Regions from separate parts of the Homo sapiens genome. Here region 2 is linked to region 1. Evidence: read pairs that join two places in POLR2A ChIA-PET (ENCODE). Cell type or tissue: PC-9. All regions are shown on one strand. Links, peaks and the distances in the headings refer to the core of each region. The heading gives the core; the rest is flanking DNA. Region 1 overlaps CLCN6 (chloride voltage-gated channel 6). Region 2 overlaps C1orf167 (chromosome 1 open reading frame 167).

Region 1 (4,391 bases), core at 126-4,125:
TGGTACAGACATGTATCCTTTTCACGGTTCCTGGTGTTCGTGGACTTCAGTGGTCACCAAGATTCTTTCTTACATAGAAATGGGTCTAACAGTAAGCATAGTATTAGAAGGGCCGCTTATTAGCTATTCAGCTTTAATATTTCTAATGATCACTGAAGGACACAAAAGAAGGACTTTAATAAGCAAAGACATATACCTATGTTTGTGGTTGATAAGATTACAGATGCCGCAAAGATGCCTGTACTCCCTAATCTGTAAATTTAATGTAGTTCCAATCAAAATTCCAATAGAATTTGTTGTGGAACTCAGAAATTCTTTGTAAATTTGTGTAGAAGAGTAAAGGGCCAAAAGCAGTCAGTATAGTTCTAAATGACAAGAAGGTGGACTTGACCCTGTCAGATATCAAGTCTTATAAAATTAACAAGTTTGGGGAGTTAGGGAAAAAAAAGTCATAAAATTTAAGATACAGTCATTGAAATTGGTCATATTGGTGCAGGAATACCTAGACAGTGGAAAATGATAGAGAAGCAGAAGCTGGTCCTCACATACATGGAACTTTGGTGAATGACAGTTAATATTACAAATCAGTGAGGGAGTGATGAATGATTTAATAAAAGACGCTGTGTTATTTAATAAATAAAAGATACACATCTCTGTAGTCCCAGCTACTTAGGAGGTGAGCCCAGGAGTTTGAGGCTGTAATGCACCATGACTGTGCCTGGGCAGCATAGCAAGACCCTGTCTTAAAAAAAATGATGCTGGGACATGGGTGATCCATATGGAAAAATAGTTATATTCCTATTTCATACTATAAATAAGATAAATTCCAGATGAAGATGTAAATATGCAGAACAAAACTTCGGGAGACTATATGTTGTCAAGAGTGGGGAATAATTTCTTAAAACTCCAGAAGGCACAGACTATAAGAAAAAACATCAATGGGGCCGGACACAGTGGCTCACGCCTGTAATCCCAGCATTTTGGGAGGCAGAGGCAGGCGGATCACAAGGTCAGGAGATTGAGACCATCCTGGCTAACACGGTGAAACCCCGTCTCTACTAAAAATACAAAAAAATTAGCTGGGCGTGGCGGTGTGCGCCTGTAGTCCCAGATGCTGGGGAGGCTGAGGCAGGAGAATGGCATGAACCTGGGAGGCGGAGCTTGCAGTAAGCCAAGATCACGCCACTGCACTCCAGCCTGGGTGACAGAGCAAGACTCCGTCTCAAAAACAAACAAACAAAAACATCAATGGCTGGGTGCAGTGGCTCATGCCTGTAATCTCAGGACTTTGGGAGGCCGAGGCAGGCAGATCACCTGAGGTCAGGAGTTCAAGGCCAGCCTGGCTAACATGACAAAACCCCATCTCTACTAAAAGTACAAAAAATTAGCTGGGCATGGTGGCGGGTGCCTGTAATCCCAGCTACTTGGAAGGCTGAGGTGGGAGAATCGCTTGAACCCGGGAGACAGAGGCTGCAGTGAGCCGAGATCGCGCCATTGCACTCCAGCCTGGGCAATGAGAGCAAAACTGTCTCAAAAAACAACAACAAAAAAAAAAAACAAACAAAATCAATAAATTTGACCACATCAAAGTACATATTGTATTTATAAAGACAAAAACTCCAAATAACAACAATAAAACACCATAAATAAAGTGAAAACAAGTCCACAGCCTGAGAGAGGTTATTTACTATGCATTTAAGAGGCAGATAATTAGTATCCAGAATACAGGAAGAGGCTGGGCGCGGTGGCTGACGCCTGTAATCCCAGCACTTTGGGAGGCCGAGGCAGGCGGATCACTTGAGGTCAGGAGTTCAAGACCAGCCTGGCCAACATGGTGAAACCCTGTCTCTACTAAAAATACAAATTGAGCTGAGTGTGGTGGTGTGCACCTTTAGTCCAGATACTTGGGAGGCAGAGGCAGGAGAATCACTTGAACCCAGGAGGCGGAGGTTGCAGTGAGCCGAGATTGCAACACTGTACTCCAGCCTGGGTGACAGAATGAGACTCTGATTCAGAACAAATAATACAGGAAGAACTCCTGCAACTCAATCAGAAAAACAACAGATGGTCCAATGGAAGGAAAACGAGCAAAGGATGTGAACTGGAATTCTCAAAAGAGAAAAACTGGCCAGTAAACCTCTAGAAAAAGGAAGGTGCACATTCCTGTGACTCATACATTCCTCTTAGAAATTTGAACCGTAGACATGTACAAAGGTGGTAATTATAGCTTTATGATAGCAAAAAGCTGGAGTCACCAAATGGGAGAATGGAAAAATTATGGTACATTCATATGGTATCATTTTAGACATCATGTCATTTCTGTAGATTGTAAAATAAAAATTTTAGACAAGTGAAAGTGAACGAACCACAGAGTTGTGTGTATCAACATGGCTAATTCTCAAAGACTTAATGTTGAGAAAAAAAGAGCAAGTTACAGAATATACAAGTGCCGTGTACAACAGTGTGGACACTTTTGAAATACACACAATAATTTCAGGTTAGTGGTTTCTCCCAGGGGAGAGAGGAAGGAAAACTGTTTTTTTTTTTGTTTTGTTTTGTTTCTTAAAATGGTACTGAATGTTTTCTTTTTTAAAAATACCTGGAGCATATATGGCATGTTGTTGAGATTTGTTAAAGCTACAGTTGTGAGGGTATGGGTATTCGTTACTTTTTGTAATGTTTGAAGTATTTCCTAATGTCAAAGGCATCTCAAACAATTTTTTCTTTTTTTTAAGAGATGAGGCCTCACACTGTTGCCTAGGCTGGAATGCAGTGGTGCAATGACAGCTCACTGCAGCCTCAGCCTCCCAGGCTCAAGCGATCCTCCCACCTCAGCTTCTTGAGTAGCTGGGACCATAGGCATATACCTTTTGTACTTTTTGTAGCGACATGGTCTCACTACATTGCCCAGGCTGGCCTCCAACTCTTAGGCTCAAGTGATCCTCCTGCCTCAGCCTCCCAAAGTGTTGGGATTACAGGCATGAGCCATTGCACCCAGTCATCTCAGGCAGTTTTTAAAAAATTTTTATATATAGAGAAAAAGTGCACTCAGCAGCCAGCATGATCCAAAGGAGAAGCAGCTGCACCCTCTCAAGTGATGACGGGGACACCCCTCGGCTGATGAACAAGTTTCCTTAACCCAGTTTCCGCAGCGGTGGAGGAGTGCAGCCAGAAAGGCTGCCTCGCTCTGTCTCTCCTTGAACTCCTGGGTTTTAACCTCACCTTTGTCTTCCTGGCAAGCCTCCTTGTTCTCATTGAGGTGAGGTGGTTTGGATTCACCTGCTCGCTTAGGAGGTTTTAGAGTCCCGCACTCCTTTTCCCCACCTCCTTCCAGAATGTCAGGAAACTGAGAATGCAGATTCCTGCAGAAAGTGGCCTCTTGTTCACTAAAGGTAAAGGTTTCACCTCTGGTGAGATTAAAGAAGAAAGGCCTCCCAGGTGATGCTCATTCACAGGGAACTTGTACAGATTCTGGGGGGAGGAAAAAAGGGGGAAAGGGCTGAAAACAAAACTGTTGGGTGCCATGCGCACTACCTGGGTGACAGGATCATTCATGTCCCAAACCTCAGCATCATGCAATATACCCTCGTAACATACCTGTACATGCAATCCCTGAACCTAAAATAAAAGTGGAAATTATTTTTCTTTAAAAAGTGCAAGTCTGGCCACTTTGGGAGGCCAAGGCGGGCAGATCACCTAAGATCGGGAGTTTGAGACCATTCTGACCAGTGTAGAGAAACCCTGTCTCTAGTAAAAATACAAAATTAGCCGGTAAAAATACAAAATTAGCCGGGCGTGGTGGCGCATGCCTGTAATCCCAGCTACTCGGGCGACTGAGGCAGGGGAATTGCTGGAACCCAGAAGGCGGAGGTTGCAATGAGTGGAGATTGTGCCATTGCACTCCAGCCTGGGCAACAAGAGTGAAACTCTACCTCAAAAAAAAAAAAGAAAAAAAAGTGCAAGTCCTCCCATTGCCCCTCAGACCTCCTGAGTCAGATCCTCTGGAGTGGGGCCCAGCAGCTGTGGTTCTGCAAGCCCTCCAGGTGACGCTCACGCTGCTAATGAAGGTGGCCAGCTCTCCCTCTTCCGCCGCCCAGATTGTTGAGGGTAAGCCAGAGAACCAATGGATTTCGAGTTATGGGTGTGCCTGCTCTCCTCCATCAGCCGGTGGCAGCAGGTTCCGGGATACCCGAGGTCAAATGCTATCTGAATGGCGTAAAGGTGCCAGGAATCGTCCGTCTCCGGACCCTGCTCTGCAAGGTCCTTGGAGTGCTGTTCAGTGTGGCTGGAGGTAAGAAGGGTCCAACTTGTATCCTTCAAATACTCAAAGGGCAGAGACGACAAGAAGCATGATGTATTTCAGTTATTAGATTTGGACTGCAGGGCCCAGC
Region 2 (4,391 bases), core at 125-4,124, 50 kb before region 1:
ACTTCCTCATCCCCACAAAAGAATGGGAATGAAATAAGCAGATGTGGGCAAAGATTTATGCAAAAAAGATGTCCATCATGGCATCATTTATAATTGTAAAAACTTCAAAACAGCCAGGCACGGTGGCTCACACCTATAATCCCAACACTTTGGGAGGCCTCGGCCAGGAGTTAGACACCAACCTGGGCAACATAGCGAGACCCCGTCTCTAGCAAAAAAATGTAAACATTTAGCCAGGCATGGGGGCATGCTTGTAGTCCCAGCTACTCTAGAGACTGAGGCAGGAGGATCACTTGAGGCCAGGAAATCAAGGCTGCAGTGAGCTATGATCATGCCACTGCACTCCAGCCTGGGCAACAGGTCAAGACCCTGTCTCAAAAAAACAAGCTGAAAAGCAGCCTAAATGCTCAACAGTGAGTGAGGAAATGATGGTTTGACCATGTGATGAACAATTAGCAACCATCCAATATGATGTTTAGGAAGTTTTTTTTTTTTTTTGAGATGGAGTCTCGCTCTGTCGCCCAGGCTGGAGTGCAGTGGCACAATCTCAGCTCACTGCAAGCTCCGCCTCCCAGGTTCACGCCATTCTCCTGCCTCAGCCTCCCGAGTAGCTGGGACTACAGGCGCCCACCACCATGCCCGGCTAATTTTTTGTATTTTTAGTAGAGACGGGGTTTCACCGTATTAGCCAGGACCTCAAGTGATCCACCTGCCTCGGCCTCCCAAAGAGCTGGGATTACAGGCATGAGCCAGCCACCACGCCTGGCCAGGAAGATTTTTTACTGGTTATGTTTCCAATCATAGCAGTAATGCATGCTCAATTTGAAAAATATTCCAAATAGTTGGAAGTCTATTAATTAACTTGAAAGCTTCATCCTTTCATAGCCCCCTCCCTGGAAGTATTTTTATGAATATTTGCATAGCATTTTTTAAAAAAAAGGGAAAATGGTGTGGCAATGTTAAATTTTTCTTAAAGGAGCATAAAAATGTATCCAAAATATTTTTCCCAACCACATAGTTGCATAGAAACCACATGGTGCATAGAAAAAGGACCAGAAAGAAAAAAAAAAACCTGAAAATGTGCAATGTGAAAATCCCTAACACTGCTGAACTGTACACTTAAAAATGGTTACAATGGTAAACTTTCTGATGTGTATTTTACCACAATTAAGGAGTAAAAGATATTTCATTTAAAAATGCTAAAATGGAAACTATGCTTATCTCTGGGACAGTGGGATTAAAGTCGGTTATATTTTTCTTTTTTTTTTTTTCGAGTCAGAGTATCGCTCTGTTGCCCAGGCTGGAGTGTGTGGAACAATCTGGCTCACTGCAACCTCCGCCTCCTGGGTTCAAGCGATTCTCCCGCCTCAGGCTCCCAAGTAGCTGGGATTATAGGCACACACCACCACGCCTGGCTGATTTTTTTTTTTTTTTGTATTTTTGTATTTTTAGTAGAGATGGGGTTTCGCCATGTTGGTCAGGCTGGTCTCAAACTCCTGGCCTCAAGGTATCTGCCTGCCTCAACCTACCACAGTGCTGGGATTATAGACGTGAGCCACTGCGCCCGGCCTCTGGTTATTTTTTTCTTTATTTCCCCAATTTTCTACTACAGTTGGGTATTTTTTTTTTTTTAAACAGAGCCTTGCTCTGTCACCCAGGCTGGAGTACAGTAGTGTGATCTCTGCTCACTGCCACCTGTGCTTCCCAGGCTCAAGCAATTCTCATGCCTCAGCCTCCCGAGTAGCTGGGACTACAAGTGTGTGCCACCACACTGGCTAATTTGTGTGTGTGTGTGTGTGTGTGTGTGTGTATATATCACCTCTGGCAGCGTGTGTGTGTATGTGTGTGTGTGTGTGTGTATATATATATATATATATATTTTTTTTTTTTTTTTTTTTTTTTTTTGTAGTAGAGACGGAGTTTCACTATGTCGGCCAGGCTGGTCTCAAACTCCTGGCTTCAAGTGATCTGCCCGTCTCAGCCTCCTAAAGTCCTCGGATTACAGGTGTGAGCCACCATGCCTGGCCATGTTCTTATTTTTAAATTGAACAAATGTATTTAAATAATTATTTAAATGATATTTATTTTAATACATGTTTGTTGTTTAAAAAAATCCAAATAGTATTAAAGAGAATAAATCAAGAGCAGAACCTCCCCCCAGCAATAGCTTTTAAATCCGACATAAAATAAACTGTCCAGAAGAGGGTAGGGGGACTCAGCGCCCCCTGCTCCCAAGGGCAGACCGCACCTGCCTGGGGTGGGGCGGACAGGTTGGGACCGAGTGCCCTTCCTCCCGGGTCATCAGCTTCTCTCTGGGCAACTTTGCTTTTAGTCCAGGAAGTCTGAGGGAGGAGGAGATTGCTCAGCGGCTTCTGTCACATCCTAGGCAGAGAACAGACAGCAGACACGAGAGAGTCCAGATCCTGCAGGCCCTGCAACTGGCTGGTGAGACGTGGGGTGCTGGGAAAGCGGGGAGATGGAGCCTGGCCACGCAGGGCCTGAGCTCCACACTGGGCAGGGGCGGGGGACCCTGGGCGAATGAATGTTTATTTTGCATCTGCTTTGGCACATTCCCAGAGACAATCTCATTTGAGCCTCACAGTGACCCCCAAGAGGAACTGTGCCCATTTTACGGATGGGGAACTGAGGCACAGATAAGTTAAGTGACTTGTTTGAGGACACACAGCATGAGAGGAGCACGGCCTGCATTTCTGGGCTGATACACTGATGCAGGCCCACACCAGAGGCTGGAGTATTGGAGCTAGACTTCACTTACTCAGAGATGGGGGGTGCCCTGCGACAGGCACCCCACATGTCAGGGGCCCCTCCTGGCTCAGATCCTCCCATCTGCTTACTCTCTCTTTTCTCTCCCTCCTCCCTCTCTCCTTAGTGTTCTTCCTGTGGTGCCAACAGAAGAAACGGGCCAGACAGGAGAGGGAGACTCTGCGGAAGGCCACCAGGGCCACACAGAGGACAGGGAGCTTCCCCCAGGCCTGGCACTCTACTGCTGCAGGTGTAGCCTGGGTGGCCCCACTGAGCCCCCAGCACCAGAGAGCTTGGCTGTGCAGGTAGGATGCCCTTCCCTTTTTTTTGAGATGAGGTCTCACTCTGTCACCTAGGCTGAAGTACAGTGGCACCATCTTGCTCACTGCACCCTCCACCTCCCTGGCTCAAGCAATCCTCCCACCTCAGCCTCTCGAGTAGCTGGGACCATAAGCATGTGCCACCACGCACAGCTAATTTTTTTGTATTTTTGATAGAGACAGGGTTCCACCATGTTGCCCAGGCTGGTCTCGAACTCCTGAACTCAAGTGATCTGCCCACCTTGGCCTCCAGAAGTGCTGGGATTACAGGCGTGAGCCAGCATGCCTGGCCCCCACTTCCCTTTAAGTCAGCTCTTGACTCCTAGTATTGAGAGGCAAGGATGCAAATAGGAAATGAAAGCAGCCATCGACTGAGCATGCCTAGAACATGCTAGCCCGCCCCACTGGCTGGGATTTGGATATAAGCAAAGCTTAGTCCCGGCCTCCCACCTCTGCCCATCATCACAGTGGAACCCATGGCTGGTGGGGGAACAGACAGGAAACTAGCAGTCCCAAGGGTGTATGTGAATACCACCTGGCTTAAGTGTTGTGAAGAGAAGGAACACAGATCTATGAGTTTCTTTTTTTGCTCCCTGGTGGTTAACTTTTTATTATGGGGCATTATTATTATTATTATTATTTGAGACGGAGTCTCGCTCTGTCACCCAGGCTAGAGTGCAGTGGCACGATCTCGGCTCACTGCAACCTCCACCTCCTGGGCTCAAGCGATTCTCCTGCCTCACCTCCCAAGTACCTGGGACTACAGGCACATGCCACCACGCCCGGCTAATTTTTTTTGTATTTTTAGCAGAGTCAGGGTTTCACCATATTGGTCAGGCTGGTCCTGACCTCAGGTGATCCACCCACCTCGGCCTCCCAAAGTGCTGGGATTACAGGCATGAGCCACCGCACCCGGCCTGTGGGGCATTTTTCTTACTCAAAAGTAGAGCAGATAGGATAATAAACCCCAGCGCACCAATTACCCAGCTTCAACAAAATCAGCCTCTCTTGAAGCTTGTTTCATGTGTACTCCAAATACATCCCCCGCTCCAAATTATTTTGAGGCAAATCCCATGCATTATACCATTTCATCCATAAATATTTTTATATGCCTCTCTAAAAGATAAGGACTCTTTAGAAACATAACCACTGGCCGGGCGCGGTGGCTCATGCCTGTAATCCCAGCACTTTGGGAGGCCGAGGCAGGTGGATCACTTGAGGTCAGGAGTTTGAGACCAGCCTGGACAACATGGTGAAACCCCATCTCTACTAAAAATACAAAAATTTGTCGAGTATGATGGTGAACAC

What was found. ChIA-PET counts read pairs that join two places held together with the same protein. Peaks named below come from ENCODE experiments on the same cell type or tissue, not always from the same donor. Only the 100,000 strongest peaks of a DNase experiment are listed, where the experiment ranks them.
Region 2: POLR2A ChIA-PET joins it to region 1 with 5 read pairs; 10 of 35 experiments call an interaction of 5 or more read pairs at or near these places.

What each region holds. Positions count from the first base shown.
Region 1 is chr1:11,819,543-11,823,933 of GRCh38, forward strand. CLCN6 (chloride voltage-gated channel 6) reads left to right here. Exons shown (of 23, transcript NM_001286.5): 5 at 1-12; 6 at 3,153-3,259; 7 at 4,165-4,291. Among named protein-coding and RNA genes, the nearest start is that of CLCN6, 16 kb to the left of the region's middle. In PC-9, for the core only: no CTCF peak of the experiment used is centred there; a DNase peak (open chromatin) is centred at 2,149; H3K4me3 peaks cover 366 bases; H3K27ac peaks cover 1,791 bases.
Region 2 is chr1:11,769,192-11,773,582 of GRCh38, forward strand. C1orf167 (chromosome 1 open reading frame 167) reads left to right here. Exons shown (of 21, transcript NM_001010881.2): 7 at 2,333-2,445; 8 at 2,891-3,068. Among named protein-coding and RNA genes, the nearest start is that of C1orf167-AS1, 8.2 kb to the right of the region's middle. In PC-9, for the core only: no CTCF peak of the experiment used is centred there; no DNase peak of the experiment used is centred there.